Regions from separate parts of the Homo sapiens genome. Here region 1 is linked to region 2. Evidence: chromatin loops called from intact Hi-C (ENCODE). Cell type or tissue: endothelial cell of umbilical vein. All regions are shown on one strand. Each heading gives the region's core, and the rest is flanking DNA. Links, peaks and the distances in the headings are about the cores only. Region 1 holds the start of ATP10D (ATPase phospholipid transporting 10D (putative)). Region 2 overlaps ATP10D (ATPase phospholipid transporting 10D (putative)).

What was found. A loop is a pair of places that touch in the nucleus more often than their neighbours do. Peaks named below come from ENCODE experiments on the same cell type or tissue, not always from the same donor. Only the 100,000 strongest peaks of a DNase experiment are listed, where the experiment ranks them.
Region 1: it touches region 2 in a loop (8-fold over the local background); 43 of 110 quality-filtered maps call a loop at or near these places.

The regions. Positions count from the first base shown.
Region 1 is chr4:47,482,001-47,498,898 of GRCh38, forward strand. It overlaps ATP10D (ATPase phospholipid transporting 10D (putative)), which reads left to right and starts at 3,275. Exons shown (of 23, transcript NM_020453.4): 1 at 3,275-3,519. It also overlaps the pseudogene RPL21P52. RefSeq lists enhancers at 3,112-3,406, 3,378-3,447. In endothelial cell of umbilical vein, for the core only: a CTCF peak has its summit at 8,731; a DNase peak (open chromatin) is centred at 8,851.
Region 2 is chr4:47,556,933-47,573,830 of GRCh38, forward strand. It overlaps ATP10D (ATPase phospholipid transporting 10D (putative)), which reads left to right. Exons shown (of 23, transcript NM_020453.4): 12 at 732-1,341; 13 at 1,991-2,097; 14 at 4,017-4,143; 15 at 6,649-6,833; 16 at 11,905-12,214; 17 at 15,222-15,298; 18 at 15,940-16,065. Among named protein-coding and RNA genes, the nearest start is that of ATP10D, 80 kb to the left of the region's middle. RefSeq lists a silencer at 8,311-8,500. In endothelial cell of umbilical vein, for the core only: a CTCF peak has its summit at 7,616 (motif pointing left); a DNase peak (open chromatin) is centred at 7,629; H3K27ac peaks cover 616 bases.

The DNA of each region.
Region 1 (16,898 bases), core at 5,402-13,401, 73 kb before region 2:
ACTGTCAACAAGGCAGTTATAGTCATAGCATGGTTTTACCCTATCCCAACAAAAATCATTTACTATTCACTTCCCTAATTTATTGAAAGCTGTGCTGCTTAGCCCACAGTAGAGAGCTCCATTAAGAATGTGTGTTCTCAAGCCAGCTCTTTCACCTGCTGTCTTGCCATCTTGGATAAGTTGCTCTAACTCTTTGTGCCTCAGATGTCTCATCTCTAAATGAAGAATGACCTCATAGGGATGATAAGAGGAATACACGAAGTCATAGCTGTAAACTTCTTAGTACAGTGTCTAACAGAAATGGTTCACTAGCACTCAATGAATATTGAGGAAAGAAAAAAAGAGACATAAAATCCTGTGATTATGTTGTTAAAATCAGGGCTCATCTACAAGGGACAAGTTTAATTGCCTGCAGCATTGATCTTCTTCTTCTTCCTCTTCCTCTTCCTCTTCCTCTTCTTCTTCTTCTTCTTCTCCTCCTCCTCCTCCTTCTCCTTCTCCAAAAGTCAGTCAGAAAACTGATCGTGGGAAATGTCCTAATCTGTGCTTGACTCATAACAAGTACAAAGAAAAAGCAGTGGTTGATTATGAATCATAAGAAATCAGCCTGTGTGCCACTTTAGGAAATGTGAAATATTTTGAGGTAAACAAAAGTAAACCACGCTGCTTTACACGTTACATGTTAAAGCAGTAGCCCGAAATAATGAATATGTCTCTCTTTTACATATAACTGTATAACAAATATAATAGGTTCTAGGAAGAACCCTGTTTACTGTTTTAGAAAAATGTTTTCTGATAACTCTGTCTTCTGCTGCCATACTAATAATCCTTGAGTATGTTTAAGAAAGGAAAAAGAGAAGTTAGGAAATTGATAATTATCATTTATTAAGCACCTATTAAGTGTTTTACACAGTGATAAGCACTTCAGCTACCTAACTTCATATAGTCTTAATAACACAGAGGAAGATATTATTAGATCCATTTTACCTACAGAGCTTAGTGTTGGTACCCAAGATCACATATCTAAAAATTTGCAGAGCCAAGATTTAAAACCAGGTCAAACCTAGGCATTTGACTACTGTGCCATATATTTCGCATTGACAATTAATTATGAAGTATTGAGAGTTATTAGTGTTGAGAGTCCAAATAATTTTCTAGCTGGAAAAGATGAAGTTCCCTCACTTCTATATTATACAGTTGAAATATTGGTTTTTTAAAAAACTTCCTGAGAAGTGCAAAAAAGAAAACCTTTCTGAAATTACAAGAAAGTAAGTATCTTTTAAATTAAAAATTACTATATAGATTTAAAGTAGCTAATGTCTTAAATTAAGAATCGTATTTTGTCTTTTTCAAAATAGGAATCACTCTGAGGAGAAAATTGGATATTACAGAAGCATTGCAAAAAGAAAACACCAAACACAACAAAACCTAATAAATTGATAGAAACCCACCTTAATAGTGGTTATTCCAATGACCTTCATGGTATTTATGAGTATTGATTTTTAAAAATTTGATTAGAAATATTTAAATTATCAAAATGATACAAATTTCATTCAAATGACAGACACAAATAGAAAGCTAGTAATCTCCCCTCACTATCCTTCCCTGAGTAAACAATTTTGAGGTGTATCTTCACGTTTTTATATTTATATTAAAATAAACCAATATATAAAGAATATGTATAAGGCTAAGTTGTATTACATAATGTTTTCCATTATTCTACTACTATGCTCTTTAGACTTAAATATAATAGATTTTCTTCTAAGACAATAATTCAAATCTTAGTCAGTGATTCTCAACCCTTGTGCACATTAGAATTTCTAGAGGAGCTTGAAAAAAAGACATTGCCATAGCGCCACCCCCAGAGATTCTGGTTTAATTGGCCTGGGTGGGGCCTTGGCATCAAGCTCCCCGGTTCACTCTGATGTGTAGCTAGTTAGAACCACTGATTTAAGCAATCCAAACAGGCTACATGCCTGAATTGTCCTGGTATGTACGTTCCCAGGAAGGCCCTCTGCTGAGGTAACAACACCAGTGTTTGATTGGGAGAGCTCAGGGGGGCCCAGCTACAGTTTTAAGTCTCCTCTATAAGGTTGACTCTCAGATAGGAAATGTGTTTCATCTTAAAGGATGTTAGAGACAGTCATATGACTGCAAAAAGTGCTACTAGGGCCAGGAATTTCAGAGGCCATGTAAATGACAGTGTATTCTACTAGGCTGGGTTAATTCTGGGGATTAAGTTTGACTAAGTTCTAGAGATTTGTCCTTACCTGCAGATGGAGGCTTCCCTAATGGAGCATCATAGGAAGCCACACCCAGAACTTGTTTCTCCTCGTCTGGCAGAAGCACGTTCTCAGTGGGTGCAGAAACTTGTTTGGCTTCTCTTGGTCTGAGAGAATTTTCAAGCCGACCAACCAGCTCCCTGTGTCTGTACTGGTGAGCTCTTTACTAATAGTCAAACATTTGCATGCTCATTTAGTTTTCTTCACTCTTGTTGCACATCTGAGAAACACTTGAGAGAATGGAAGAGAGAGGCACAATATAGGAGAGCTGTGGAGAGTTTGGCCCCACTTTTTATATTTGTTTCAATGGGATAAAACAGGCAGCCAAGATTATTAGGTTTTGTTCTGAGTTATTGGTTCGGCCTTCACTAAATGGCTTTTCCTCTTTCCAAATTAGACATTTTGAGAAACCAGACAGGTTGTTGAAACTTATTTAGAAGTTTTAAAAAAAGTTGTGAATTTTAAGCAAACGGACCTTGGCAGGTGTATGGACAAAGCCACATTATCCTGAGTAAGGGAACGGAAGGGCAAGGTGTGAGGAAAACGACCAAATCAGAATTGTAATATTTTTCCTCATTTCTTTTCTAGTCATAAAAACAGTAACATTACATATTATTTATTTATTTTGTGGTAGGGTCTCACTCTGTCGCCCAGGCTGGAATGCAGTGGCGCGACATTTTTAGATTTGATCTCTTTTACCCTCCAAAAAATAATTGTCCAGTGTTCCACGTTTAGCTAAAACAGTGAATTGTTAGAATTGCAGCAAAACAATGAACCAAACCGTCAACCGCGAGCAACCTGTACTTGGGAGGTGAAAGTCAGAGGTGAGATTGTAAGGGCTCTGGGTCACTGGGGCATCTGCGCTGGGCAGAAGGGCAGCTCGGTCAAACAGCTGGAGCTGGGAGCCGGTCAGTTGCCAGGCCCTGCCGCTGCTACGTCACGGAGGGCGGGGCGGTGGGCGATTGGCGGTGCACTGCAGCTCGGGCTGCTCTGCAGCCTGGCGGAGACGGGAGGAGGAGCGGAGGGAGAAGTAGGTTGCGAGCTCAGCACAGGCTCCGGCGCTGGCTCCCGCAGCTGAGTTTGGGAGATGTCTAAGTGATTTTTTTTTTTTCCCGGAAGGCAAATGGCTGGCGTGGAAGCACAACCCGCTTTCACTCTTCGAATTTGTGCTTAGCTCTTTTCTTGTACCTTGCGACTCGTGACCAACATGCTGTGATGTGTGCCGAGGGAGGAATTGGTAAGAGTGAGACGGCGAATCCCTCTGACTGTCCCAGCCTTCTGCTTCACCGCCCACCCGCTTTTCCTTTCTGTTTCTCTCTCCTGTTTCTCCCCGCTCCACTTCCCTAGTCGTGTTTAGATTTGATGACATGGCTCAAAACTACAGTTCTGGGCTGTTACTGAACTAAAAAAAAAAAACAACAAAAGATAAAATGATTACACCATTTTCAATCATTTGTTAAAGGGGAATTTAAAAATCTATTTTAAATGCTGGATTTTGTAAAAAGGTAAACTGCACACGCGGGCGCACACGGGCACGTACATACACGCATTCTCACACACCTTTGTACACGCGGGCATACACGGGCACGCACACACACGCATTCACACACACACACACTCCTTTGTCATCCCGTTGTGAAATAAGCAGTTTAAAGAAATTTTGGTTATCTGCCTCAAAGGTGATGAAAAGGGAAGGTGTTGAAGATTTAGCCCAGCAGATTGATTCCTTAAGGTTGATTCCCTAAGGTTGATTCCTTAGGAAGAAAAAGGTGTTTGTATTGGAGCTTTCTCGGAAATAGTTTTCAAAGGAGTGCTACAAAGAAGCCCCCATGCTTCCCCCAAAACACTAACTTTAAAGAACCTAGTTGTTATTCGGGGCACCCTTTATTTTACGTTGTAAAACATGTAGTTTTAATTTACCACGTACAGCAGAGAGACATCAGTTGGTTAGGGAATGGATGGTTATTTTGGTGTCTGGGACCCTGTGCCTTTAGAAAGAATATGTTTTAACTGCTCTTATCATGCTAGCTCAGGTTTTTAAAATGTGATCTGAATAAGACCAAAGTTTCTTCTTGCGTTCTTTTCATGCTGGTTCTAAGCAGGGAGAAAAACAAGTCTGTATGGACAGAGCAAACCTCTAACTCAAAATCAACCTTGAGAGATGCATCAACAAGGACAGGGGCTCCTCATCCACCAATATTTACTTGTATCAGCCTTTAAATCATGTAGGTCACATTTCTGTGAAGAATAGCATCATCGAAAACCCTTGCTGACTTGTGAAGAGCAAAAATCATTGCAACGGAGTAGTTTGTTCAGTGCCCGCAGCAAGAACCTCCCACTCCGATCCACCTCAAAAAGTAATAACTGCTTCTTCTGGACTGTTTTCTATTCTCACTACAAATACGTATCATATACCTACATTGAGATAGTTTATTTTTATTAAAATGAGGTCATTTTATACATTTGGAAAAATAACTTAGCAACATTTTAAAGTTTTAGGGAGTTTAAAAATAACATTTAATTTTCATGCTAATTTAACATTCATTAAATTGCATGAAAAAGAGGGAAAATCTAAGCACTCTAAACTAGGATGTGGGGAGTGTTTGACCCTGGCTTAGCAAAACCTGAATACTTTTCATACTTAGTGACTAAATAGAATTGAATAGGGCCGGGCGCAGTGGCTCATGCCTGTAATCCCAACACTTTGGGAGGCCGAGGCAGGCGGATCACCTGAGGTCAGGAGTTCGAGACCAGCCTGACCAACATGGCGAAACCCGTCTCTACTAAAAATACAAAATTGGCTGGGCGTGGTGGTGCATGCCTGTAATCCCAGCTACTCGGGAGGCTGAGGCAGGAGAATCGCTTGAGCCCGGGAGGCGGAGGTTGCTGTGAGTCGAGATCGGGCCATTGCACTCCAGCCTGGGCAACAAGAGCAAAACTCCGTCCCCCAAAAAAAAAAAAAAAAAAATAGAATCTCATTTATTTTGCTATTGTCAGTAAAACGAAGGGAAATGCTCAAATATGATTATAATTTATAATAGAACAGAGGTGACTCACCTGTCAGACAAATGTACTTCCTATAATTGACTTTTTAAATTAAGGGTTAAAAAAATGTACACATATTCAAGCCTTCATTACATGTTTTCTTTATTGTCTGATATAGTTGGAAGTAGTTCTTCTAATGAAGAAGAATCAAAGAAAATGCTACAAGTAAGATTGTCTGAGAATTCTCACAGAACAATGCACTGATAAATATAAATTTAATAGTGCTTGAAGAAAAGGAGAATTGATTTATCAACTCTAGGAATAAATATATGTGTGCTGGATGCTATCACTATTCCTCGTCAGTTATTCCTTCGATATTTTCTTAGATAAATTTATTTCATTTCAGAAATCATTTTAGCCATAGAAACAATACTTTTTTATCGCTTTGCAGAATAAGGACTAACAGTGATGCTAGTTTTGTAAAAGAGTTGTGGCCTTAATGGAATTTTTTTAATGCTACTCAATAAAAGGTATATCAATACAACTATTTGAGGCAATTACGTGGTATTATGTATTAAAACCTGTGAATGTTGGGCCAGGCACAGTGGCTCATGCTTGTAATCCTAGCACTTTGGGAGGCTGAGGCAGAAAGATCCCTTAAGCTCAAGGGTTCAAGTATCTGCATGGTCCCATTTTGCTCCCATCTCTACAAAAACAAAACAAAACCTGTGAATGTTCATAGCCTTTGACTAAGTGATCTTGGGTCTAAAAATATAGCCTAAGGAAATAATATGAATCGCATATGAAGATTTATAAATGTTTATTACCATCTTATCTGTAATACAAAAAATGGAAACAAAGCCCCAATAACAAAATATTTAAATAAATTAGTGTAGTTTATGTATCTATATTGATAAAACTCAGTTACAAAAGTTTTTTAAAAATTTAATGACTTGGAAATATACTTGCAATGTATTCTGTAAAAAAGTGAAATTTAATATATTATCTTATGTGTAAAATATAATTTTGAAATAAATATATAAAATTCATTTAATCAAAAGTATTTATTAAGCTGTTACTCTAAGACAATGTCCTAAATTAATAAGGATTGAAAAAGATTAATGCAGTTCCTGTTTGCATACAAGTTTCTTTTGCATCAATAGGCATATCCATTAAAATATCATATTTCCCCCACCCCCTAGAAAATGTATTCCTAGGTGGTAAAGTTACAGCTTGATTTTCTTTTTTATATTTTTCCTAATATTCCAAAATCTTTTAAAGCAACTGTTATTTTTATAATGACAAAATACCACTTTCAGAAATATCACCAAGAAATATAATAAGCAAAAAAAAAAAAAAAAAAAAAAGATAAATGGTAAGCTCTGTATTTTACATGCTCCCTTTAAAAAGATACTATAAAAAGCAGTGCGAGATTGCTATGGTCTAAATGTTTGTTCCCTCCCTTTCTGAATTCGTATGTTGATTCCCAATCCCCAGTGTGAGGGTAGTAGGAGGTACAGGCTTTGGAATATGATTAGATTATGAGAAAGGATTCCTCATGAATGGGATTAGTGCCCTCATAAAAGAGGCCACAAAGAGCTGCCTTGCCCCTTCCACCATGGGAGGATGCAGTGAGAAGGTGCCACCTATGAATCAGAAAGTGAGCTCTCACCAGACACAGTATCTGCTGGCGCCTTGATTTTGGACTTCCCAGCCTCTAGAACTTTAGGAAATAACTTTTGATTGTTTACAAATCACCTAGTTTATGGTAATTTGTTATAGCAGCCCAAATGGACTAAGACGGAGACAGATGAATACTGCTATACAAATGATCCCCAATGAGAAATAGATATAAATGAGCAATTCGCAAAAGACAAAAAATTTTAATTGTCTAAGGTTAGGGTAGAGGGGATGTTAACCTCCCAATAATCAAAGAATCCCAGCAGAGCGATAAATTACCACATTTTCACACATCACATTAACAAACGTGGACAACAAATCAAAATGTATCATTTTGTTGGGAAAATTATTCAGTAATATGAGAAAATATTCATGATATGGAAAAATGTTTATGGTATGAGAAGTGGATAAAAGCAAGTTACAAAATGATATCCTAGTTTTGAAAAAAAAATCAACCTATGCACAGAACCCAATTTATTGGTGGGGAATAAACCAAAGATTAATAGTATTTATATTTGGGTGGTAGGATTATAGTTGATTTGTATTTTTCTCATGGTGTTAATATATAGTTCTAAAGTTTCTGCAGTGACTTATATTTTAGTTATCAGAGAAAACAAGTCACTATCCTAATGAAGCAATTAGTCCTAGTATAAAGAGCACATATATGATATTATATATCCCCTCTTTCACAAAGTCCCCCATCTCCCTTATTGTGTGTACTTTTATGTTAGGTATCATTATTTCTGAATTATTTCTCTGATGAGAACATTTGGATTATAAGGGAAATCACAAAACAAAGCTATTCTGCTCACATTCACTGTTTCGCCTCCACCTATTTTCTAAAATAATAAGCATTGTTGAACAGATTTGAGCTTTACTTCCCTTTAATTTCCTGTTGATTTCATTTGCCAGGGCCTACGGCTGATAGGTTTTAATTAAATACTCCTTAATTTCTTTTTCTAAAGTCTGCTTATTCAGCTTAAGGCCTTTTTGAATGAGGAAGATGGGTACTACTACATTCCTCTTAGTAAAACTTACAAGGTTTTAACTCTTTAGGTAGGCTAGGTAATACAAATCATAATTTTCTTGGTTATGAGAAGGAAAGTGAAAATCAATTTTGACCTGTCTCAAAATGTTGTGAAATCTTTTTCTTTGATTTATAGGATTCATAACTACTTAGCCTGTGTTTTTAAACTTTCATTTCCCCTTAATTAGACTATAATAATATAGTTAGAAGGTTTTAGTTAACATTTTAAATTATAACATCTCTTCTTCTTTACTAAATTCTTTCCTAGAGAGATGTCCTCAGATATTTTCTTCACAAATATTCTATTTATCTGTGATGTCCTTTAGCTAGAAATCAACATTTCTGCCTTGCCAAGGTCGAAAAATAATTGCCTGAATCTGAAGCATTATTATACTTTTAAGATCCCTAAGCCAAGGACTAAGAAAAAAGTGAAATGCTTTCAATGGGATATGGAAACTCTGAAAGGTAATTTTTACTTTGAGTCCCAGACTGGCTTTCTGCTCCCAGATTGTCTTACTTCATTTGAATCAGGCTAGTGCATGAGAAGAAGTATGGTGGTCCCAAATGCCTAATTTGTCACATCTTCTTTGCCTGCTTGATTTGGGTCATGGTCAGGATGGATGGGTTGATGATAGGAATATGTGGATATGTAGTATTAGGATGTAGGATTGGTAACGGGCAGAGGACAGGAGTGGAGCCAGCACGGGTGGTATAGGGCAAGTGAAGAACACGAGAGTGTGGCTCATGCCAGATTGTTGTGTTGCCCTTGTCAGCCAGTAGGATTGCTGTTGTCACAGATGTGTGCTCAGAGATGCCTTAGGAAGTCTCTAATGATCCTACTCCTTGTTAGGTAATTGGCAAACTGTCTTGTGAAGCACATTATTCAGGTTTTCCAGATGAGTCGTCCTTCCTTTTCTCCCTTTCAATGTATTGTTCACACTTCTTGCAAATACATCTTTTTTTTTTTCAGTCAGAAGTCTTTTATTTTATTTATTTTGTTAACACCTCTGATGCCATGTGTTCATAGGGAAGAGGTTCCAGCAGCTCAGGTTCCTTCCCATTGGCTCTCACAAAGTGTGCTTCTCTGGGTGGAGCAGGCTGGTGCTTCAGTTGAACCCAGGTACTTTTCTCTTTGGCTTTTTTCTTTTTCTGATCATTTTCCTTCATGCGTTTCAGGAAGGTATCTCGCCTATTAGAGTGCTTAATGTGCTCAATATGCACATTAATTCTCTTGGCAAGAATCTTGCCCTTAACTTGTTTACAACAATGCCAACAGCACGCTGGGGAACTTTGTAGACTCTTCCAGTTTTGCCATGGTAACACTGGTGGGGCATTCCTTTTTGAACAGTACCCATTCCCTTGAAATCTCCAATATCACGTCTCTTATAGATTCACAGGTATGTGGCCAAAGGAACAACTCCATGTTTTCTAAAAGGCCTAGAGAACATGTATGGGGTGCCGCTCCTCTTTCCCTTTGTGTTTGTCATTTTGGCGAATTACTGGAAGATGGTGGTTCTGGCCAAAAGGAAGTGCAAATAAATCTTATAAATGTCTGTATCATATCACAGTCTTCTCAGATATCTTTGGCAATTTCCCATATTCTTCATCTTAGCAAGTCAGGGCTTCAGTTTGGTCCCAACCTAGATTTTCATTTAATTTCGCATCACTTCTTAATTTGTACTTGAAACTGCTGCCATATTGAACTACTCATTGTTACTTAAATAAACAGTCTCCACCCTCCTTGCCTCCTTGCCTTTTCTAAAATCTATAAATCTCTTCTGTCAGGATTCTAAACCAGGCTCACTTATAATACCTTCTTTTCTGGGAAGCCTTTCCTCTTCTTCCTTTCTATCCTCTGACCTCGTACCATGCTTTCTCATAAGACTTTCTGGTTTCCCTAAATTCATATACTGCATGATTATCCTAATTTTATCTTTTTTATTGAACTAAATACTTGACCTGTTCTGGGGCTAGTTTATTCATTCCCAAAGCACTCAGCACCGTGCCTAGGACAAGGTAAAATAAATGTACCTTAGAAAATAAACTCCTAGAAGGCAGATAATTTTGTCCGTTTTGTTCCCTGGTTTATTTCCAGTATCGATAACAATGCCTGGCATATAGTAGGAGTGCCAAAAATATTAGTTGAAAGATTGAAATTACTGAGCACCTTCAGTGTGTTAGGCACAGTGCATTGTTTAATAAATCTCTTTACAAAATTGTGTGAGGTGGTGATATTATTTCCATTTTACAGATTTGGAAACTGATGCTCAGAAAGGCTAAAAGCTTGTGGTAAAGGGACAACTGTGAATCTGTTTGTCAAACTTGTGTTCATTCTGCTAATTGCTATTAGCAATTTGTTGCAGTTTTGAAAATAGCTAATTATATTATCAGTACTTATTCAAATTAAATGTAGTGTGATGTGTAGGTACCATTGAGTAAATTATTGGGATCGGGTATTTATCATGAATCTATTTTATAATTCCAATGAAGACCAACTTGTTTTTCATACCATTTGTAGTTTTGATCTGCCTCTTATTTGTGTTTATATACTATTCTTAGTAATACTTATAGGCCTCAGGTACAGTTTAAATATATGTGTTGAGACAGTTTAAGTAATTGACATGTGTAATCCATGCTTTTATTGCGTTAAGTCATGTGCTGAAGTAATTTTTAGCCACTGTGAAATAATGCTTCTCTATGTAATAATTATATTAATATTAATTCATCCACTAGCTTCCAAAAGAAAATCTTTAATACATTTTCGAAATTAATTAAATCTTTCATCTATCAGACTGAATTTTCCTTTTTATAGTTTAAACAAAATAACTAATGTTACCACCTATCTATCTTCATCACATATCCAGTAATATGCTATATTCTTTAAAGAAAATAACAGAATATAATTCAGAATTTTAGTCTCTAATGTGCTTATTTGCCTCATCTGTATAGCTTGAGCTAATAATCTGTGGGAGACCTTTAGAAAACCTTTGATGTAGTCTATTGATATAATCTTTTGATCTTACAATTTTTCAGGGGCTAAATTCTTTCCATTTCAGCTACAAATAACTCTACTTTCCTATTCATTATTCTTTTTATCTCTTACCATTAATCTTTCTTTTAAGCATGTTATTTTCCTTTGCTTTTTAAAAACTTCTGTAGTTACCCAAACAGAAAATAATTGCCCTATTTCTTGTATATAAGAAAAGTAGTTTCACTGATTATTTAAACAATAATATATACATCATTGGTATGGGAAAGATTAGCTGCATAAAAATCATATTTAATGGTAATGACTTCATGGGGAAAATACACAATCCCTGACTTATGATGGTTCAACTTATGATTTTTCCAGTTTATGATGATGCAAAAGAGATACACATTTAGTAGAAACCATACTTCAATTCCCATACAACCATTCTGTCTTTCGCTTCCAGTATAGTGTTCGATAAAGTACATGAGATATTTAACACTTGATTATAAAGTAGGCTTTGTGTTAGATGACTTTGTCCAACTGTATGCTAATATAAGTGTTCTGAGCACATTTAAAGTAAGCTCAGCTAAGCTGTGATGTTCAGTAGGTTAGTGTATGACATGCACTTTTGACTTATGATATTTTCATTTACCATGGGTTTATGAATGAGCATCTGCATTCATTAATTAAAAATAAGTCCAGAGTAGATTTGAGCTGCCTAGGTCTATGATTTTCAAAGTGTGGCCCCCAGAGTAGGCCCCATCAGTATCACTTGAGCTTGTTAGAATGCAAATTATCAGGCCACTGCAGAGCTACTGAATCAGAGAAACTGGTGTGATTGTGTGCTTGGGTTGGGGAGGGGGCGGCAGGGAGGGCAGAATCTGTGTTTTAACAAGCTCTCTTTGTGATTCTGATCTGTGATAAAGCTGGAGACCACAGGCTTGGAGTAAGATCCTCAGGTGAGCAGGCCAGTATATTCACTGGGTTTGACAGGTAGGTATCTGACTTAAAAGGTCTCTGGGAAAGGGGATTTCATTTACTTTCCTGTATGCTGTTTCAGATACCTCTGTGTTATTACTAAGCTGGCTGCAAAAGTCATTAATTTAATACATGAAACTGAAAACAACAGTCAGAAACACAATGTTCAACACTTAAAAGTTTGTGTTGGATAGGTTTTATGTTATTATTTGCTTCTTGGCAACAGATTCCCTTTAAAAAAACAGAATTAAACTAAACTTTTGTGCAAATGTTTCATAAGGGAAAAAGAGTAAGACTTTTTCCCCCCGGTTCTTTGATCTTGGCTGTATTTGGGGATAATGATTGAAAGAAGCAAATGTGAATCTTATGACTTTCAGTAGAGAGTTTGTGCCTAGGGAATCAAGTTTTCTTAGCGATCCTGCATGCTTTTGAAGTGGTAAGGAACGATACGCCTACTGTGACCATTAAAGTTGTAACTAATTAACTCTGTAAAATTAAAATCCAAGCATAAAAATATTTTCATAGTGCATCTGTAAACAACATAGGCTGTATTCTTTTAATATACTTTGGATATAATAAAGTTAGATTAAGTACCTCATTTATTGCTGGAAATTCTATATCCCAGCTCACTTTATCTTAATGGGCCCATATGATGTTGAATGTGGTCATTTTGGAATGTTGTAGATTGGTCATGTTATGAAGATATTAGAAATAATCAGAAAGAATTTTGAAATAGGCTCTTAATTAGGAATTGAAAATTTTCTTACCTACAAACTTTTATTTTCCCACTGACTTTAATTTTCTAAAGAGCAATGAAGGTGATATTTGAAAAGTATAACTGACTTATTTTTGAGATTTTTGTATTACTTTCACATCAAAAACTCTATATGCCCTACATAAGTATAGGCATAAAAATGTTTTATTGAAACAATTATCTGAGCTTTCTTTCGCAGACTACCATTTAAATTCTATTTTCACAACTAATTTTCAGAAAGAAGAGTCTCCCAAAACTATATTGACATTTAAGTATGCTATTTATTGAAATTTAGCCAGACATTTATAAGGTAACTTTTAGTAATTATCTTTTGGTAAAAACAAGAAACAAAAACCCCAAAACTGAATGCTTTAATTAATTAGCTTTGCAACATTTATAATTACATGTAATGCTTCTTTGCAGGAACACACATATTTGCCTTTATCAAGAAGCTTATACACTAAACTATGTTGAACTTACATGTCAAGAAACTTATATACTAAGTTAAATGTAATTTCTGGTTTAATATTGAGTATAGCATTATTAGTATGTACGCATCTTACCCATGGCCTTATGTGTGACCATTCATTTTCAGTATTGAAGCAGCACGCTTGGCTTGCATTTTATGAAGTTGTGCTTTAAAAAAAAAGGAAAGAAAAAAAAGAGTTAAAGGAATGCACCTCTTTTCCACATCTTAAATGTAAAAGCAATACATTAAGTTCTGTGTATAGGCTTCATGATTATATGAAGTTTCATCAAAATTTAACTTTTTGATTAAAATGAAGTTCTGTTTTCTAATTCCAAAATAAGTATATGTGTTAATGGTAAAAAAAACATGGAGAGTATAAAAACACTGAAAAAATTAAAATCTGCTATTAATAGACTATCCCAAAATAACCACTGTTAATGTTTTTAAAAATATTTTATTTGAAATTCTTCCATGTTTATATATTGTATATATTCATAGTTGAGATTATACTTGTATACAGGTCTAAATCATGCTTTAAAACTTTATAAACTTTAAGCATTTTATGAGTCATTAACAATTCTTTTAAGCAACTTTTTTTTTTTTTTTTTGAAATGCAGTTTCGCTCTTGTTGCTCAGGCTGGAGTGCAATGGTGCAATCTCGGCTCACTGCAACCTCCATCTCCCGTTTTCAAGCAATTCTTCTGCCTCAGCCTCCCCAGCAGCTGGGATTACCGGCATGCGCCACCGCGCCTGGCTAATTTTGTATTTTTAGTAGAGATGGGGTTTCTCCATGTTGGTCAGGCTGGTCGCGAACTCCTGACCTGAGGTGATCTGCCCACCTCGGCCTCCTAAAGTGTTAGAATTACAGGTGTGAGCCACCATGCCCAGCCTAAACATCATTTTTAACAGCTGTCTTATATTTCCATTAGAAATAGATTTAACACAATTAGATATAATGCAGTCAACAATTTCTCTATTTCTCAACATTTGTGTAGTGACTTTCCTTTTTCTTTTTTTTTTTTTTTTTTGAGACGGAGTTTCACTCTTGTGGCCCAGGCTGGAGTGCAATGGCATGATCTCAGCTCACAGAAACCTCCGCCTCCCGGGTTCAAGCCATTCTCCTGCCTCAGCCTCCGGAGTAGCTGGGATTACAGGCATGGGCCACCACGCCCGGCTAATTTTGTATTTTTAGTAGAGATGGTGTTTCTCCATGTTGGTCAGGCTGGTCTTGAACTCCTGACCTCAGGTGATCTGCCTGCCTCAGCCTCCCAAAGTGCTGGGATTACAGGCGTGAGCCACCGCGCCCGGCTGTGTAGTGACTTTCTAAGGCTGAGTTCAGTATATTTCTACTGAGGGCCAGAGAGGACATTTTTAGAGCATATTATCCTATGGGTCTAGAGAAGTAAGACAAGTAAGAGCAGGTTAAAGTCCCCCAAAACTATATGAATGTATGCCTTCATTGAGCATTATGAATAAAGAAACTCTTTGCTACATTCTACATTCAGAGTCAAAAAAATGCTAACTCTGTCTTAAATTCTTTTTTTTAGGTTACTACTGAAGTTGAAAATATTTTTTTCCTATATATTTATAGTATATGGCTTCTGTGTTTGTTCAGGCTTTTTTTCCAACTGTGCTATTCATGTGACTATTAAACCAGAAATGAATAATTTTTAATATTTATCTTATAAGATATTAATTAATTAATTAATTTTTGAGACTGAGTTTCACTCTACTGCCCAGGCTGGAGTGCAGTGGTGTGATCTCGGCTCACTGTAACCTCTGCCTCCTGGGTTCGAGTGATTCTCATGCCTCAGCCTCCTGAGTAGCTGTGATTACAGTTGCCCGCTACCACAACTGGCTAATTTTTGTATTTTTAGTAGAAACGGGTTTCACCACATTGGCCAGGCTTGTCTCAAACTTCTGACCTCAGGCGATCCTCCCACCTCGGCCTCCCGAATTGCTGGGATTACAGGCGTGAGCCACCGCACCTGGCCTATAAGATATTAATTTAAAAAATAGACCATTGTAGCCGGGCATGGTGGCTCATGCCTGTAATCCCAGCACTTTAGGAGGCTGAGGTGGGCAGATTGCCTGAAGTCAGGAGTTCGAGACCAGCCTGACCAACGTGGAGAAATCCCGTCTCTACTAAAAATACAGAATTAGCCGGGCGTGGTGGCATGTGCCTGTAATCCCAGCTACTCAGGAGGCTGAGGCAGGAGAATCGCTTGAACCGGGGAGACCGATGTTGCAGTGAGCTGAGATTGCGCCGTTGCACTCCAGCCTGGACAACAAGAGCGAAACTCCGTCTCAAATAAAAAAAAAAATAGATCATTGTAATAATGGAACTTGTTAGGGTGATACTGAAACAATGGGGCAGAGTCCACAGATTAGCTCAAATAGGCCATGAAAATATTAGGATAAGTACCTATCTGTAGAAGTCTTAGCTTACTTTATAGTTGAATCATACTAGTATATAAAATTCTGGCAAACATAATAATATTGTATTCAAATTGACTTAAATAATTTATGACATTCATAAATAATGACATAGTTTAGGAATTAATAAAAGCCTATCTATATATGCATGAATAAGAAAATGGTAGTGGAGCAAACAGCAGGATTATTGTATGTGAATTGCCACTAACTTGCTGTGTAATCTTGGGTAAGTCATTCTTTCCAAACCTCTGTTTTCTTCTGTGTAAAATGAAGTATTTAGTTGGATATTAACATTCTTTCTGGCTTTAACATTCTGAGTTTTTTGTTTAAGCTGTTAAGCATCTTTAAAATGCTTTTCCTACTTTGAAGAAATGTTGGCATCAAACAATTCATATGTATTCTTATAAAAGCAAGAATAGCTACCATTTGTTAATCTATTATATGTCAGATGTCTTACGTACATTCCCATTAACTCCTCACAACAACCCTACAGAGCAGATGATATCATTGCCATTTTCCTCATTGGAAAACTGAGGGTCATAAGAAGTCCCACTAGGGCTGAGTGGGAGAGCCAGAATTTGAACCCATGACTCGGAAATACTCTGTTCTTTCCACTGTGCTACTTACCTCTCTCTTGGACAAATGTGATGGCTTCTTTTAACCCAGAGTTTCTCAGCAGCAGCATTTCTTGACATTTGGGACTAGATAATTATTTGTTGTGAAGGATTGTCCTGTGTATTGCTGCATATTTAACAGTATCTCTGGCTTCTTTCCACAACCAAAAATATCTCCAGATATTAGCAAATGTCCTAGGGGGCTGGAAGGGGAGGTACAATTGGCCCCATTTGAGGACCACTGCTCTAATACAACTTAAGTCATCAGTAGTATGAGGACAAACATAGTTACTTTCTCCAGCAAAATCTTTAGGCCATTTTAAGGGTCAAGATGGAATTAACCAAGTATATCTCCAGCAAAGGAACCTACCTACTTCTTCATGCAATAATACTTATTATACATTGATTGTCCCTTATTCTCTTAAGATGCATCCCATTTGAAGAGCATTTGTTGGGATGCATGGTATAGCAACAAGAACCTGATTAATGTTTGTTAATTCACTGAAAAGTATTCGTTGAGGGCATGTTATATGCCAGGCATTGTCCAGTTATTGGTTAAAACAGTAAACAAGATGGCCTTGTAGGAGAAACAGGTATTAAATCATTTTAGCTCATTCTCCTTTATCTTCCTAATAATCTTGTAAAGATTCTGTTTAGAACCACAATCCAGTGTGTTTATCATGTTTTACATACATACACAAC
Region 2 (16,898 bases), core at 3,963-11,962:
CTCTTCTTGATGAAGCTACTTTGCTTACTGGTCCATTTAAAAGAAAATTCAAAGTAACAAACTTGTAGAATCTGGAAAATAAAAGAGAAAAATACATTTTGTTAATCTTTTGATTTGCTTTCTTCTGGTGTTTTTGTTATGTATATTATTACTTGTTACTTTTTTTATACTAGTCTCATAGCTTTTTCAGTATTGCCCTATAGACTTTATAAGCTTCATTTTTAAATATTATATAACATTTCAAGATGTGTCTATTTTGCTGTTACTGAATACTTAATTTGCTTATAATTTTAAAATTGTTATGGTTAGGATACACACAGATAAGATCATGGAATTCCTGTATTTCAAGTTATTTCTTTAGAAAAAAAATTGCTGAAGGATGCCCACTGCTAGCAATATTAACATTTTATGTCTTTTATTATCAGTTGTCAAATTTCTTTCTAAATGGTTGTAGAAATGTATGTCATTCATTTTAATATTATTAAAATATTAGCAAAGTATTACATAAATATTAAAAATATTAATAAAAATCAAATTATCTGAATAGTTATTAAAAAACAAATTTTTATTTGTATTAATATTTTCCATGGCGGTCGTAAATAGAGAATGGGCTGCTAGCCATTTAAGTGAGTGGTAACTCTTTTTATATCTAATTTATTTCCAGTTTGCCTTCAAAGTTGTTAGAAACTGCTTTTGACTGTATTGAGACCTTTCTAAATTGTCTTTCATAGATCAGACACCCTTCACTGGGGGGGTTGCCCATTAAGTCTTTGGAAGAGATTAAAAGTCTTTTCCAGAGATGGTCTGTCCGAAGATCAAGTTCTCCATCGCTTAACAGTGGGAAAGAGCCATCTTCTGGAGTTCCAAACGCCTTTGTGAGCAGACTCCCTCTCTTTAGTCGAATGAAACCAGCTTCACCTGTGGAGGAAGAGGTCTCCCAGGTGTGTGAGAGCCCCCAGTGCTCCAGTAGCTCAGCTTGCTGCACAGAAACAGAGAAACAACACGGTGATGCAGGCCTCCTGAATGGCAAGGCAGAGTCCCTCCCTGGACAGCCATTGGCCTGCAACCTGTGTTATGAGGCCGAGAGCCCAGACGAAGCGGCCTTAGTGTATGCCGCCAGGGCTTACCAATGCACTTTACGGTCTCGGACACCAGAGCAGGTCATGGTGGACTTTGCTGCTTTGGGACCATTAACATTTCAACTCCTACACATCCTGCCCTTTGACTCAGTAAGAAAAAGAATGTCTGTTGTGGTCCGACACCCTCTTTCCAATCAAGTTGTGGTGTATACGAAAGGCGCTGATTCTGTGATCATGGAGTTACTGTCGGTGGCTTCCCCAGGTAAGTTTATACAAAAGTGAAATAGTAGTGATTTGAAAAGCTCGGAGATTAAAAGACCATACTTGATGGCTTTATAAAGGCAAAGAAACAGCTATCTGGGGACTAATCACATTTGGTGAAGTAGGGGGAAGCTGCCTAGGATTTGATGGGAAAGCAAGTAAGTTTTGGGGCTACCCAGATCTGAGTTCAAATGTGAACTCCATCATTAGGTGGGTCTTGATAAAGTTAGCTAACTATTCTGTGCCTAAGTCTTCAACTCAATGGGTCTTAGAGTACCTCCTTTATAGGTTCCTGAAAGGTTTAATGACATACTATATGCAATGTATGAAGAGCCTTTGGCCAAGTGCCTAGCAAATGGAAAGTGCCCAATAAATGTCAGCTAGCAGCATTATAGTTATGTTACTGTTGTTATTGATGATTTGGGAACAGTGTTTGTATCAGGTTCTTGTACTTTCCTCTGCCCAAGGGGAAAGAAACGAGGGAAAGATTTATTCTGAGTGGTCCCTTTTACAGATACCCATTTGGGATTCAAAACCAGAAGGCTTTTTTATTTGTTTTTTTAGTGTGGATAAAACTACTATTGTTTTAAAAAGTATTTCTGTAATTTGGCAGACTGGTAGGAACTCAAGCATCTTGTCCATTATTTCAGATGGAGCAAGTCTGGAGAAACAACAGATGATAGTAAGGGAGAAAACCCAGAAGCACTTGGATGACTATGCCAAACAAGGCCTTCGTACTTTATGTATAGCAAAGAAGGTGAGACTGCTTAGTGCGCTCCATCTTTTTTGTTTTTTCCCTTGTTTAGCTATCACTGACTGAAAACCAGCGTGTAGCAAACCCTAATCCAGATGCTGGGGAAAGTCCCCTGGACACTGGCTCTCTTTTTACCTTCTCTATTCCATATATTGGTTGGTTGAAGTTTGTTCAAAGTATTTTGCTACAAGGATCCCTAAAACTTATAGTCTCTAAGTTCTTGTATGTTTCAATATGTCCGTGAGTGACTTTATATGTAAACAGTTGTTTGGCTGGGAATAAAAATCTCTGGATCTTACTTTCTTTCCCCCAGGACTTTGAAAATGTTGATCTCTCTGTCTTACAGCATTAAATCTGCTTTGGAAAGAATGAGGGCACAGATGAGCCTTAATTTTTTCATAATAAGCTCTTAATACTCTTTTCTTATGTGCCCGTAAGTATTTATATGTAAATCCAGGTAAATATCCTAGATATTATCTCAGTATTGATTATTCTTTATTGAGAATGCATATCCTTTCTAAACAAAAGTTTAGCAAGAAAGAAGATGGAGCTCCAATAAATTATTTGAGAGATGTTCTCACCGGAACTTTTCATTTCTTACCCAAGGTTTAGTTCATGGGAGCTGCATTAGGGAAAGTGGGATCTGTTGTAGACCCCAAGGAACTCAGTCAACCAGCTGCATAAGGAATCAAAAGTCTGATGGCTGGGCACAGTAGCTCACGCCTGTAATCAGGAGGCTGAGGCAGGTGGATCACCTGAGGTCAGGAGTTCAAGATCAGCCTGGCTAACATGGTGAAACCCCGTCTCTACTAAAAACACAAAAATTAGCCGGATCTGGTGGTGCATGCCTGTAATCCCAGCTACTCAGGAGGCTGAGACAGGAGAATTGCTTGAACCTGGGAGGCAGAGGTTGCAGTGAACTGAGATTGCGCCACTGCACTCCAGCCTGGACGACAGAGCAAAACTCCATCTCAAAACAAAAACAAAACCAAAAACAAAAAGCCTGCCCCACACACAGTTAAAGGAAGAATGGAGAGTTCAAGATCAAACCAACTCTGCCTTTTCAATTGAATGATCCTACCCTTGATTAAAATGTAGCCCAACAGGTGTCAGATTCTCTCAAATCGAATGACCTGTGGCCAAGAATAAGTAGGCAGAGAGGGGAATTGCCTCACCTGCTTTACTCCACTCTGCTTTATAAAAACTGAAATGTAGATTTCTCTTTCTATGGCAACCTAAAGACAAAGGAAAATATATTATTGATCACTTCCCCAGGAATTTCATTCAATTTTTCTTTGGAATAAGACTTGTTTCACCCATAGGGCCCTTCTCTTTTTACCATTCATTAACCACATAAAATAACCATCAAAGGAGAATGGCGTGAACCTGGGAGGCGGAGCTTGTAGTGAGCCGAGATCAGGCCACTGCACTCCAGCCTGGGCCAGAGCGAGACTCTGTCTCAAAAACAAAAACAAAACAAAACAAACAAACAAAAAAAACATCAAAAGGTATGAAAGGTGCTGCTGGTTACAGAATCCTTCGAACTAAACAGTCCTGATACCACTTTCTCAACTGCACCATTAGAATCAAACTGGATTTAACTGTCAATTGGAGACCACTCCCAACTGCATACTTTCTGATTTAATTAAAGACATTAACCCACTGTCATCATATATGGTGCCTAGAATTTCCAGAGATGCTGAGTTAAAGGGTCATCCATCATCAGTGTTGCACTAGTCTGACCACAGAGTTTGGGAAGCTAGTGTCCAGGTGGTGTGAGGATATGGATCTGACATGGCTGTGCCCAGAGGGAGGAATATGTAAAACAAGTTGATGGTTTGATATTTTGCCAGAGGTCAGTCCTGGTATTCCCACAAGATCATATGGCTTGCTTCATACCTCTCTTTTAATTCTTCCCGTAGGTCATGAGTGACACTGAATATGCAGAGTGGCTGAGGAATCATTTTTTAGCTGAAACCAGCATTGACAACAGGGAAGAATTACTACTTGAATCTGCCATGAGGTTGGAGAACAAACTTACATTACTTGGTAGGTGAATTATGTTTGTATTGCCTGAATGGAGGATTTTGAAAAACACTGGATATCTTTGAATAAGGGTTATTTTCTTCCATTGTTATCTAATAAACATATATGGTTCTGCCTACCCTGTCCAGTCTGATCTCTATCCAACTTCCAATCCATTCTATTCTGTTGTCCACTGCAGTGAACTAGACTTCACTTGTGATGGGGTCAGGATGGTCACCCCAAGAAGATCATGTAAAATCCAACACTTAACATAGACTACAAAGCCAAGTAAATGTTCCAATAAATATCTTGGTTCAAATCAAGATAAATATCAAGAATAGAGTTTCTTGTCAGGCATTGGATAAGGTGCTTAATACGTGTTATCTTTTTTTTGAATTCTCACAACAAATCTCTATCTTATGTAGAGGAAATTTGGGGCACAGAGCAGTTCAATGACTTGTTCAAGGTCACATGCCAGTAGCTGACAGTTACTCATTAACCAAACATGGAGCTCATGTTTGCCTGGCTCCAAGCTTTTTATCCTGCACCTGCTACTGGACTAAGGAAATTTATTTTTCTTCTCTTCCTGATTTCAACTAAAATTGCACAACTGACCCCTCTTGTCTTGGATTAAACTGCATCTTAGAATTATCTGAAGCACTTTAAAAAATATTGATGCCTGCATCCTATCCCCTGAGATTCTGATTCAAGTGATCTGTTGTGTGGCTTGGGCATTGGAATTTTTTAAAGCTCCCTAAAGTGATGCTAAAGGCGGTCAAGTTTGAGAACCACTGTCTTAGAGTCTGGAGATCTAGATTCTAATATAAGCTCTGATATACCAAGATACCAGCTTCTGAGCTCCATTCCTCTATTTAGGAGGAAAACATTGACCTAACTTAGTATCTAGCAAATAGAGCAATGATGCCTACCCTAAGTGATTTCTCTGTGACAGTGTAAGTAGTATAGGTCCACATTTCCTCATCTGTGATTCCAAAATCAAAAATGCTCCATGGGTTTAGTGCCAAAACTCATTTGGCAGAAAAATCATACCTGATTTGATATAAGACTATTTATAGTTATTATCCTAATTTAGGTGAACATTTGTCAGTTTTCCTGCAGAAATATTAATATGCTTGATTAACAAGTATTATAGAATATGGTATATGCACCATATTACTTTTTTAATATCTGAAAAATGTTTGAATTCCAAAACACATATGGCCCCAATTGTTTCAGAAAAGGGAACTGTAGACCCATGAAAGAACACTGCAAATAGACATTGTATCTTACTGGCAGGAGCATTCTTTAAAAGCCTGCCCTTTAAAGGACATGAACAGACATTTTTCTAAAGAAGACAACAACAAGTGGCCAACAAACATGAAAAAATGCTCAACATCACTAGTTATCAGATGCAGACAAATGCAAATTAAAACCACAATGAGATACCATCTTACACCAGTCAGAATGTCTGTTAAAACGTCAGAAGACAACAGATGTTGGCAAGGATGCAGAGAAAAGGGAACGCTTATATACTGCTGGTTGGAATGTAAATTAGTACAACCTCTATGGAAAACAGTGTGGAGATTCTCAAAGAACTGAAAATGGAATTACCGTTCAATCCAACAATCCCACTACTGGGTATCTACCCAAAGGAAAAGAAATCATTATATCAAAAAAGTACCTGCAATCATAGGCTTATCACAGCACTGTTCACAATAGCAAAGTCACAGAATCAGATTTCTAAGTGTCCACCAACAAACGATTAAAGAAAATGTGATATAATATATATATATACACACACACACACATATATACACAATGGAATCCCACTCAGCCATAAAAAAGAATGAAATTGTGTCTTTTGCAGCAACATGGATGAAACTGGATGCCATTATCTTAAGTGAAATAACCCAGAAACAGAAAGTCAAGTACCACACGTTCTCACTTATAAGTGAGAGCTAAATAACATGTACACATGGACATGGAAAATGAAATAGTAGACATTGGAGACTCAGAAAAGTGGGAGGATAGGTCGGGGAGCAAGGGATGAGAAATTACCTAACAGGTACAATTTACACTATTTGCATGATGGTTACACTGAGAGCCCAGATTTCACCCCTACACAATATATCAGTGTAACAAAACTGCGTTTGTGCCCCCTAAGTCTATAATAATAAAAATAAAATCCCACCCTTATCCTTGGGAATATCATAGAATTATAAAATTGTAGTGTAAGGTTGCATAAATAATTGACTCAAATCCCTTCAATTTACAGATAAGAAATCTAGCCAAAAGGAGAACGAGTAAGTTTGATAAATCCATTGATCCCTGAGGCTTCCTTCCCAAAATATTACATTGCATATAATTTTGGTCTGGGTCGTCAAACCTCCTTTGACTCTCCTGAGCAGCTGGGCAGTTTATGTAGTGTAGGGTTGAGTTGGCTAACAGATATGATTCAACTGTAGACTAGCTGAGCTTCAGCTGGCTTTGGTTTCTTACAAGTCCTATTGCACTTTGGTTATTTTTTAGGTGCTACTGGCATTGAAGACCGTCTGCAGGAGGGAGTCCCTGAATCTATAGAAGCTCTTCACAAAGCGGGCATCAAGATCTGGATGCTGACAGGGGACAAGCAGGAGACAGCTGTCAACATAGCTTATGCATGCAAACTACTGGAGCCAGATGACAAGCTTTTTATCCTCAATACCCAAAGTAAAGTGCGTATATTGAGATTAAATCTGTTCTTCTGTATTTTCAAAGGCATTGGAACATTTGAGATTTGATGTATGCAAGGATTAAAAAAAAAACAAAACAGCAACCGTTAGCTTTTTTTGTTGTTTGTTTGTTTGTTTTGGTTTTTTTGAGACGGAATCTTGCTCTGTCACCCAGGCTGGAGTGCAGTGGTGCAATATCTTGGCTCACTGCAACCTCCACCTCCCAGATTCAAGCAATTCTGCTTCAGCCTCTCAAGTAGCTGGGATTACAGGCATCTGCCACCACGCCTGGCTAATTTTTGTATTTTTAGTAGAGACGGGGTTTCACCTTGTTGGCCAGGCTGATCTTGAACTCTTGACCTCAAGTGATCCGCCAGCTTTGGCCTCCCAAAGTGCTGGGATTACGGGGTGAGCCACTGTGCCCTGGCCAGCAACCATTAGCTTCTTGATAATTTTTTCTATCCAGAAACCTACCTTGTGCTTGGAAGGATGTCTATTCTTCTAAAGGCCTGATGGAAAATTATAATGATTCAGAGGAATCATTGCTGAATAAAGGCATTAGAAGAAAGTTTTTTTTTTTTATTTGCTTTCCCCCCTCCACACTGGATTACCAGGGATCTGACAGGACTTAGCCCAAAATGAGAAAATATATCAAGTCCTGGTACAGGAATCTACCTCCCTTTTAAGATAAGAAAAAGTGATAGTTTTTATTGAAATCAGGTGAATAAATTATTAAATATTTTATGGCAATTCTAAAAATAGACTCAGGGAAATCGTGCCCTCTTGTGGTAATTCCTAGGTAGTGCTCCCGAGAATATCATAAGTTTGAAGAACTGTTTAAGGGAAGAGGAAAATGTCATTTTTTAAAAAAGAAGGAAATTTAGGAGGCTTAGACTCAGCCCAGTTTTTTCTATTTTTGCCTCCCGCTAATCTCTAACACCAATGTTTAATCAGATAAATAAGGGTTTTATTTTTCTCAGAAGCCTTCCAGTATAGTGATCCCCTCCAAGATTTGTGCACATTGTTTATTTTTCTTGAAAAACTTCCTCCCATTCTTCTTCAGCAGTCAGACTTAACCAGTGATATCAATCCCATCACTGCAGTCTGCCTTCTTTGAAATCTTGTGGAGCTTTTCTTCAGGATCACTTCTTGAGCTTTGCCTGCTCAAGGCTGCCATGATTGGTTAACATGTTTTCGTTTGTTTATTTGTTTGTTTGTTTGTTTGTTTTGAGGCAGCCCAGGCTGGAGCGCTATGGCGCGATCTCGGCTCACTGCAAGCTCCGCCTCCCGGGTTCACGCCATTCTCCTGCCTCAGCCTCCCGAGTAGCTGGGACTACAGGCTCCCGACACCACGCCCGGCTAATTTTTTGTGTATTTTTAGTAGAGACGGGGTTTCACCGTGTTAGCCAGGATGGTCTCGACCTCCTGACCTCGTGATCCGCCCGCCTCGGCCTCCCAAAGTGCTGGGATTACAGGCGTGAGCCACCGCGCCCGGCCTGGTTAGCATGTTTTTATGGTCAGACCTCAACCAGCACTCAGCTAAATGGTACATTTTGAGAAAAGGGAAAAATAGAGTGGGTTCCCCTTTACGGTGGCCCAGTGACCCATAACCACAACCACCAGCCAACTCCCAGTAGCTGCAGGGGGCAGAACAGAAGAAAATGCTTAGTCATTTCAGTCACCAAAAGAATGTAGCCTAGGTGGCTGGTAAGACTAGGGATCAAATGCTTGGCCTGCCGCTGACTGAGTATGTGGCCTTAGGGAGTTACTTACCCTCCTGTGCCGCTTTTTCTTTACTCATAATGGGAGAGTAATGACTGTTTAATGGGGTTTTTGTGAGCATTAAATGAAAAAATATAAATTGTTTAATGCGGTGCCTATCAGATGAGAGGGGTTCAGTAAGCATTAAAAAAGAAAAATAGAGATTGTTGTGAACAGTAAAATCTTTAGGACTGTGAAATTCATTTATAATGCAATATATCCATATAAAAAAATTACACTTATACCCTTAAATTTATATAAATAAAAAAATTATTTATAAATACACAATTTATCTTATGTTTAAAGGCATTTAAAACTATCGATTCAAGAAGTATTTACTGAGTACCTATAATTTTTTTGCTATCGATAGCTATTCCACATGTGTGAATTTTCCAAATAACTAAACAGAATACAACAAACATAATTTAGTTTTATCACAACTCAAGATAAAAAGCCAGGCACATAGTATGGGCTCAGTCACTAGTATTTAACTCTTTTCTTTCCACCTCCCACTCCTAGTCCCTCAGGAATCACTAAGAGTTTAAAAGGACTTGAAGATCATGGAGCCCAGTGTGTCACTTAGTGAAGGAATTGCTCCTATAACATTCTAAGCAGGCAATGTGGCAGCCAGTGGAATGTCTGAAGTTACTTTTGTGTCATCTTTACAAATTTCCATCAACGTTGTTCTTCAATTTACAAATTAGATTATAAGTGTTGCCAGTTGCAAACTTTACCTTTTACTCTCATAAAAGTTTTTTTTCTTCATTTGTTTTAATATAGTCATATCCTGTTTGTAACTAGTTACTGCATTGGAATATACAAAGGCCTTTCAGGATTGGTCATTTAATTTTTTAAGTTTTATTTTTGTAATTTCATTTAAATTTTTCTCCTCAGATTGGTAACTTTCTATCTTCATAATTTATATTAGAATCTACAAAAAGGCTTTCCATACCTGATCTCATTTGACAATTACAACAAATAGACATAGAAGATAAATTATCTGTTTTATAACCTGAGACTCCAAATGCTTGTGATTTCTCTAAGTACAGCTGATTACTAAACTTTAAATTTTCTGATTCCCATTACAGTATATTTTCTAATTATATATTACATATTACATATATACAGTTGATTCTCCTTATTTGTAGAGTTATAGTTTATGTAGTTGCCCCGAGCTCTGAATTAGCAAACACTGACCACTGCTTTTAGAGGAGATACAAAGTTAGCTTCCTCTGATTACAACATACTGTCAACAATCAATACATGACCTTGTTTCTTCTGAAATGTACCTTATTTAATATGCATATTAATGATTCATTAACGTTAAATGCATTGCCAACAGACTGTAACTTATACCCAAACAAAGCTTATCTAACATGGGTAAGTTCCCCCCATAGGACACATCACAGCCTTTTTTGCTTGGAAACACTGCAGCCCATGATTGGGAGTCATTTTAAACAGCAAAATCACTGACAAAAAGCAGAAAGATGCAAAAAATATGGCACCAAATAGCCCATGAAAAGAAGACTTTGCTACAGTTTGAGAACTGGCAAAAGAAGGCATCATGGTGTTCAGCTTCAGCTGGGAATGGGCATATCACATGACTTAAATGTCACTCTATGCATGTGACACTCAAATGTCACTCTATGACATGTAACCACAAAAACATCTCAAGTATTGTGAAATTACAGATAAATTTTATCAAGTAGGAGAATTCACAAATGTGGAATCCACAGATAATGAAGATTAGCTGTGTGTGTGTATGCATACTTCTGTTATTTTTATAATGAAAAAAATAGTTAATTTGTAAAACCTAAACACATACTCAAATAAATAGAAGAGTACAAAACCCTTTATAATCAATTTATAATCATAAAACTACAATTTAAAATCATATTTTGGAGAATATCCACACAGACTGTATTCTGTATACTGTAAGCATATTGGTGCCACAAAGACTATATTTATGTTATTGTATGGTATTGCAGCTGTATTCTTTCAATTACAATACCTTAAACACAATCTGATGTTAATGTTTTCAATGATTGCGAGGCATGTTACTTTCTAAATGTGCCATTTTAATTTAACCAAACTCCAAAAGAGTTTTAAAAATAATTTTTACTATGATGTAATGAGCTGTATGAGCATATCTGATTCATCTTTGTATACTTTGCCTTAAGGGCTTTGGAGGTGTATGGGATCAAATTCATTCCTAAAATGGAGCCCTGTGAACACTCCACAAGAGTGTTTATAGTTTTTGTGCTGTTTCATGTGCACATGTCCATATCTACTTCTTCCTTGCTTTTCTTATTTTGTTGTAGGTTGAGAAATGCTTGATAAAACAGCATTTAAAATCAAAGCAAACAAGCTTTGAGTGAGAGCTCTTTCACGAATAAACTATTTCAGACTTAGTGTATAAACTAAACTTAAATTCACTGCTCTGGATTTGGAATTTGTTCTTAGTGATCACTTGACACAGTAATTTCTGGATAAGCTTATTGTTCATCTTCTTGAGTAGAATTCATTCAGTGAATGTTTACTGAGTACCTGATGTGATCCTCTTTTAAGCCTCATGAAGACTTCAAAAGTAAATTAAAAGTGATAACTGCCTTTAAAGAACTTCCTAACTAGTGTGGAGTGAGGATGTATGCAAAGGAGACGTGATAAGTACCACAAAGAACATCCTGGCCAGAATGCAAGTGCCATGAGGGCAGGAATTTTCATGTTTATTGGTGTAGCTCCAGCTCTTAGAATGTTTTCTAATATATAGTTTCTCATTAAATAGTTAGTGAGTGAATGAATACGTTGAATCAAAAAGAAGATAAAAGCAATAATTACTATTTCAAATGCCTGCCATGTGTCATGCCTTACACTAGGAGTTTTGCCTGTATTATTTTGCTTAATCCTCACAACAAGATTATGATGGAAATAATATTTGCATATTTTTAATGAGAAAGTTAAGGCTTAGAGAGGTTACATAGTTTGCCCAAGGTCAAGCAGCTAATAATTGGCAGAATGAGACCAGAGGACTCTTGGGATTCACTGTTCAAGAAGGCAAATTGCACACATGAAGAAATTTCACAGCTATTTCTTTATAAGAAATACTGGTGAGATGTTCCCCCTCCTTTTAACCCATCCCCACATACACACAGAACTCTCTGTGGAAGACTCGTAAAATCTTTGAAAATAATCAGTTATTCATTATTTGAGGTTTTCTTGATTCAGCAATTGCTAAAAAATGACAATAAAAAATGTAACTGGTTCTGACACCAAGGGCGCCTGGAGGCTAACCACCTTTGCCTCTTGTTTCAAGGATGCCTGTGGGATGCTGATGAGCACAATTTTGAAAGAACTTCAGAAGAAAACTCAAGCCCTGCCAGAGCAAGTGTCATTAAGTGAAGATTTACTTCAGCCTCCTGTCCCCCGGGACTCAGGGTTACGAGCTGGACTCATTATCACTGGGAAGACCCTGGAGTTTGCCCTGCAAGAAAGTCTGCAAAAGCAGTTCCTGGAACTGACATCTTGGTGTCAAGCTGTGGTCTGCTGCCGAGCCACACCGCTGCAGAAAAGTGAAGTGGTGAAATTGGTCCGCAGCCATCTCCAGGTGATGACCCTTGCTATTGGTGAGTGAGGATGAATCTGAGTCCTGCTCTTCTCCCTTTCACACCACACCAGACACCGATCCTTCTGTCTCTTTCTTCTCCCACTGTTCCTTCCATTTTCCTCCTCCCTTTTTCTCTACCACATTCATGCCTTCCCATCACCTATTTGAGCACCTTCCTCCATCACCTATTTGAGCACCTTCTGTGAACCAGGTAATAGGGATGTGACATGGTAAACAATACAGTAGTCCAGACTTCTTAGTTCAGTGTCAGACCCCCAAATCAACAAGCTTAAATCAAGTAATAAACTGAATCACAGAACTGAAAAATCCATGTGTTCTACCTTCAGGAAAGCTAAATTCAAGGACATGAGAATTCATTTCTTTATCCATTCCACAAGTATTTATCAAGTGCCTTTTTTGTACCAGGCATTTTTCTAAGGAATGGAGATACAAGAGTATATAAAATTGGCAAACTACCTTTTTACAAGGAACTTACATCTAGTAGGAAGGCATGCAGTAAAACAAAGCATAAATCTGTAAGGTATCAGGTAGTGATAAGTACTATTGAAAAAATAAAGTGGAATGAGGACACGTAGAGCACTGGAGATGGGCTGGGGCTGCTCTTTTAAATACGATTTTCAAAGAAGGTCTCACTGCTAAGGTTGACTGTGAGCAGAGATGTGAAGGAAATCATAAAGGGGCCATGGGAGACATGGAGAAGAACATTTCTGGAAGAGAAGACAGTGAAAATGAAAGCCATGAGGGGAACCGTGTTTGGTGTGTCGGAGGACAAAGCCGATTAAGCAAAGGGAGGTGTTTTCTGCGGGTTATTAAAGGCCAGAGAAGCAGCAGAGGGCCAGATCACATAGGGTCTTAGAGGACATTATAAAATTAGGGAGCCATTGAAGGATTTTGAGCTGGAGTGGGACATGATTTGCCTTAAATTTAAAATGATCATGTTGGCTGTTCTGTCAGAGTAATTGTTGGACTGCAAAGACATATGAAATCAGTTGGAATAATTCAGCAAGAGATGATGGCAGCTTGGGCACAGCTGGGAGCAAAGGAAGGGTTGGGACGTGGTCAGATGAAAAATGGGCATGGTCTGAAAAAAGACCCAGAGACATTTGCTGGCATATTGGATATGTTATATGAGAGAAAGAGTTGTCATAGGGAACGCCAAAGTTATGTCTAAGAACAGAAAGAACAGAGCTGCCATTTACTGAGATAGAGGCAGGGGAAATTGGGAATTGGGTCTTACTCATGTGAAGTTTGAAAAGGCCATTAAATATCTAAGCAGTGATGTCAGGTAGGAAGTGAGAATAAAAGTCTGGAATTTAGGAATAAGAAATTGGCTAGAGATATAAATTTGAGAATCAGAAGTCTAGTGGGTATCAGGCCAGGTACAGTGGCTCACGCCTGTAATCCCAGCACTTTGGGAGGCTGAGGTGGGTGGATCACTTGAGGTCAGGAGTTCGAGATCAGCCTGGCCAACATGGTGAAACTCCACCTCTACTACAAACACGAAACTTGGCCAGGCCTGGTGGTGGGATCCTGTAATCCCAGCTGCTAGGGAAGCTGAGGCAAATAGTCACTTGCACCCGGGAAGCGGAGGTTGCAGTGAGCTGAGATTATGCCACTGAATTACAGCCTAGGAGACAGAGCAAGATTCTGTCTCAAAAAAAAAAAAGAGAAATAAAAGAAAAGAAAAAAAGAGTCTAGTGGATATCAAAGCCTTGACACCAAAGAATGAGTATAACTGAAGAGAATTGTAGTATGAGATTAAGATCTCAGAGACTCCAGTGTTAAACTGAGGACTTGGCATATCAGCTCTCTCTTTCTATGTCTGTTTTCCCTCTGGACTGCTTCCAGTCTCAGGTAAATTTTCCCCTCAGGGTGGTGATGTAGCCACTAAAACTCCTGGGTTTCCATCCTATCCTATTAACAACTTGGGTGAAAAGATAGCATCACTTTTCAGATTGCTGCAGTAAAGTTTCAGGATTAAGGTGGAATTTTGTTCAATTATCTTGTTGAATAAACAGATAAATAAATGAATTATTCAAGCTTATGGATCCAGATGTTTCCAAAGCAAAAACTCCTGGATTTATAATTATAGATAACATAATTATAACATAATTATATTATAATTTATTACATTATAATTATATTTATCATATACATTATATATAATACTTATAATTTATATCATGCATTATGTAATATATAACAATTATATTATAACTTATAATAATATTAATTAATTGGAGTCATATGTCCATTTCTGAACCAATTACTGAGGCCAGGGAATAGAAGATGCTGATTGTACAGATCTGGGACACTTGCTTACCTATAAATATGGAGGTTTGGGTTCACCCTAACAAACCACATAAACTAAGAATTTCCAAGGAAAACCAGTATACCTTTACTGAAAAACAGGTGAATTGTTGGTGATCAGTTGTTCATTACCAGCAGGAATGTGGTACCTCCTCCTAAGAAGCTTCCTGTGTTGGGGGAGACCAGTAAGTCTGTATGCAACCATGATACTGTGTGATAGGTGTGCTAGAGATACATAGGGTGGTGCTGAAGCCTTATGAAAGGGCATCTGATCTTTAAAAAAAGTATGAGAAGGATTTCCCAGAGGAAATGACATCTAAGCTGAGAGCAAGAAAAATTGAAATCCAGAAAAATGAGCTGGGGGTGATCAGGACAGTGTTGTTATCATGTGCGTGGCTACAGGGAGAAGGGTGTATCTGGAGAGTTGAAAGTAGCATGAATGACATGAAAAACAAGATCAGTCTGGGTAGGTGCCATAGCGTGAAGGAGTTTAAAGCGGTGTTGAGTTTGGAATTCTTCCTGATGGCAGTGGGATGCCACTTCATTTCTGTTTCACTTACTTCCAGGAAACTTGGAGAACGGGATGAACTTTGAAGGATTTATTTGTTCACTTGAGCTGCCCCTATTGATTTGCAACATTTACACCCTTTCTTTACTCCTCATATGTTTCTCTCCTTTTTTTCTGCCTCATGAAGGTGATGGTGCCAATGATGTTAGCATGATACAAGTGGCAGACATTGGGATAGGGGTCTCAGGTCAAGAAGGCATGCAGGTGAGTGGATATTGTGCACCCAAGTTCTGTGGCCTTGACCTGCCCATCCAAAGGCAGCATTCTCCATGGTAAATTCTCTGTGGCAGAGTGAGGCTGTGTGTGGCTAGCTGAGGAGTGGGAGACAGGAAGTTTACCTATCTATTCATTGATTTTTTTTTACTAGGTGAGTATTATGGCATTTTCCTGGGTAATTTTAGCTGTATTATTCACTTGTTAAAAATAGAGCTTATCTAAAATCACAGGAATATATATTTTAGTCCTGCAATGGCTGCGTAAATTCTGACTCTGAAGAAGCTACTAAGGATTTGAATGAAGGACCTAAAGATCTTGAGGCAGGAGACCGAGGGAAAAAAAGGGAAAGAAGAGGAAATGAGAGGAGAAGGAAGGAAGTGGGAGTGTCCTATTTGTGCGCACGTGTGTGTGTGTGTGTGTGTGTGTGTGTGTGTGTGTTGGATGGTATTTTAGGCACAAAATTCAGATAAAAGCTCATAATCCAAAAAACTGATTTTCATTCATGTATGGAACAAATGCGGTCAGAAGAAGGTAGAATATGAGGCCTAGGGTTTCCCAAGAATTGTGCTGTGTCTGTTCTAACATGTTTGATCACTCAGGATGGCATTCTCTCCCCATTGCATCTGCAGGCTGTGATGGCCAGTGACTTTGCCGTTTCTCAGTTCAAACATCTCAGCAAGCTCCTTCTTGTCCATGGACACTGGTGTTATACACGGCTTTCCAACATGATTCTCTATTTTTTCTATAAGAATGTGGTATGTAACCCCAGAGAATTTGTCCCTTTTCCCTTCGTACCTTCCAAGACTGTTGCATCAGGGATGAAGACGAAGTGTCCTATGCTAAGCTCACTTTCCTTATTGATGTATTGGGAACAGCCAGGACTGGTCTTGCTGTCTTTCCAGAACTAAGCTGGGAATGTGCTATGTTTCAGCTGCTGACAGCAAATTGCCAGGCTTGTCCATCTGCTAACATTTTCTACTCCCTGTGCATTTAAATTAAGTCCTGTCTGTTTCATTTAAAATCCAGTTTTTGACCTTCCATAAAAAAGGCTGTGACAAGAAGAATTATGAAATGTTTAATGCTGTCAGTACAGAAAGAAAAGGTTTGCATCCGTTTTACTGGAAATACCAAAAAATATCAGCTCTTCCAAATTAATGCCCCATGTGTTATAATAAAGACACAGATACAGATGAAAACCTAGTATGTCTTAGCGTGTAGCTGGCTGTTGCTCACAGATGCAAGAATTCTCTAGCCAACCTATAAAATGTATTTGTGCTCAGTAGTTATTTAATGATAAAGGAACTAGATTTTGATTCTATAATTCCTAAAAGGGCAGAATTTGATTAGAAATCCAGGCCTCTAATCTTCAGCCTGCTATTTCAATTTCAGTTTCCTTTTTTTATAAAATCATACGTAATCAGACGTAAGTATCTTCTAAGTGGGGTAATTATGTAAATATCATGAATTTTAGGCCAAATTCACTCTTAGTCTTTAAAGTCCATATGTAGTATGTTAGTAGTAGACATGGGTTGATGTCACTCTATTAAAATACCATTTTTAGGGGAAAAAAAGCCATTTTTAGGAGATC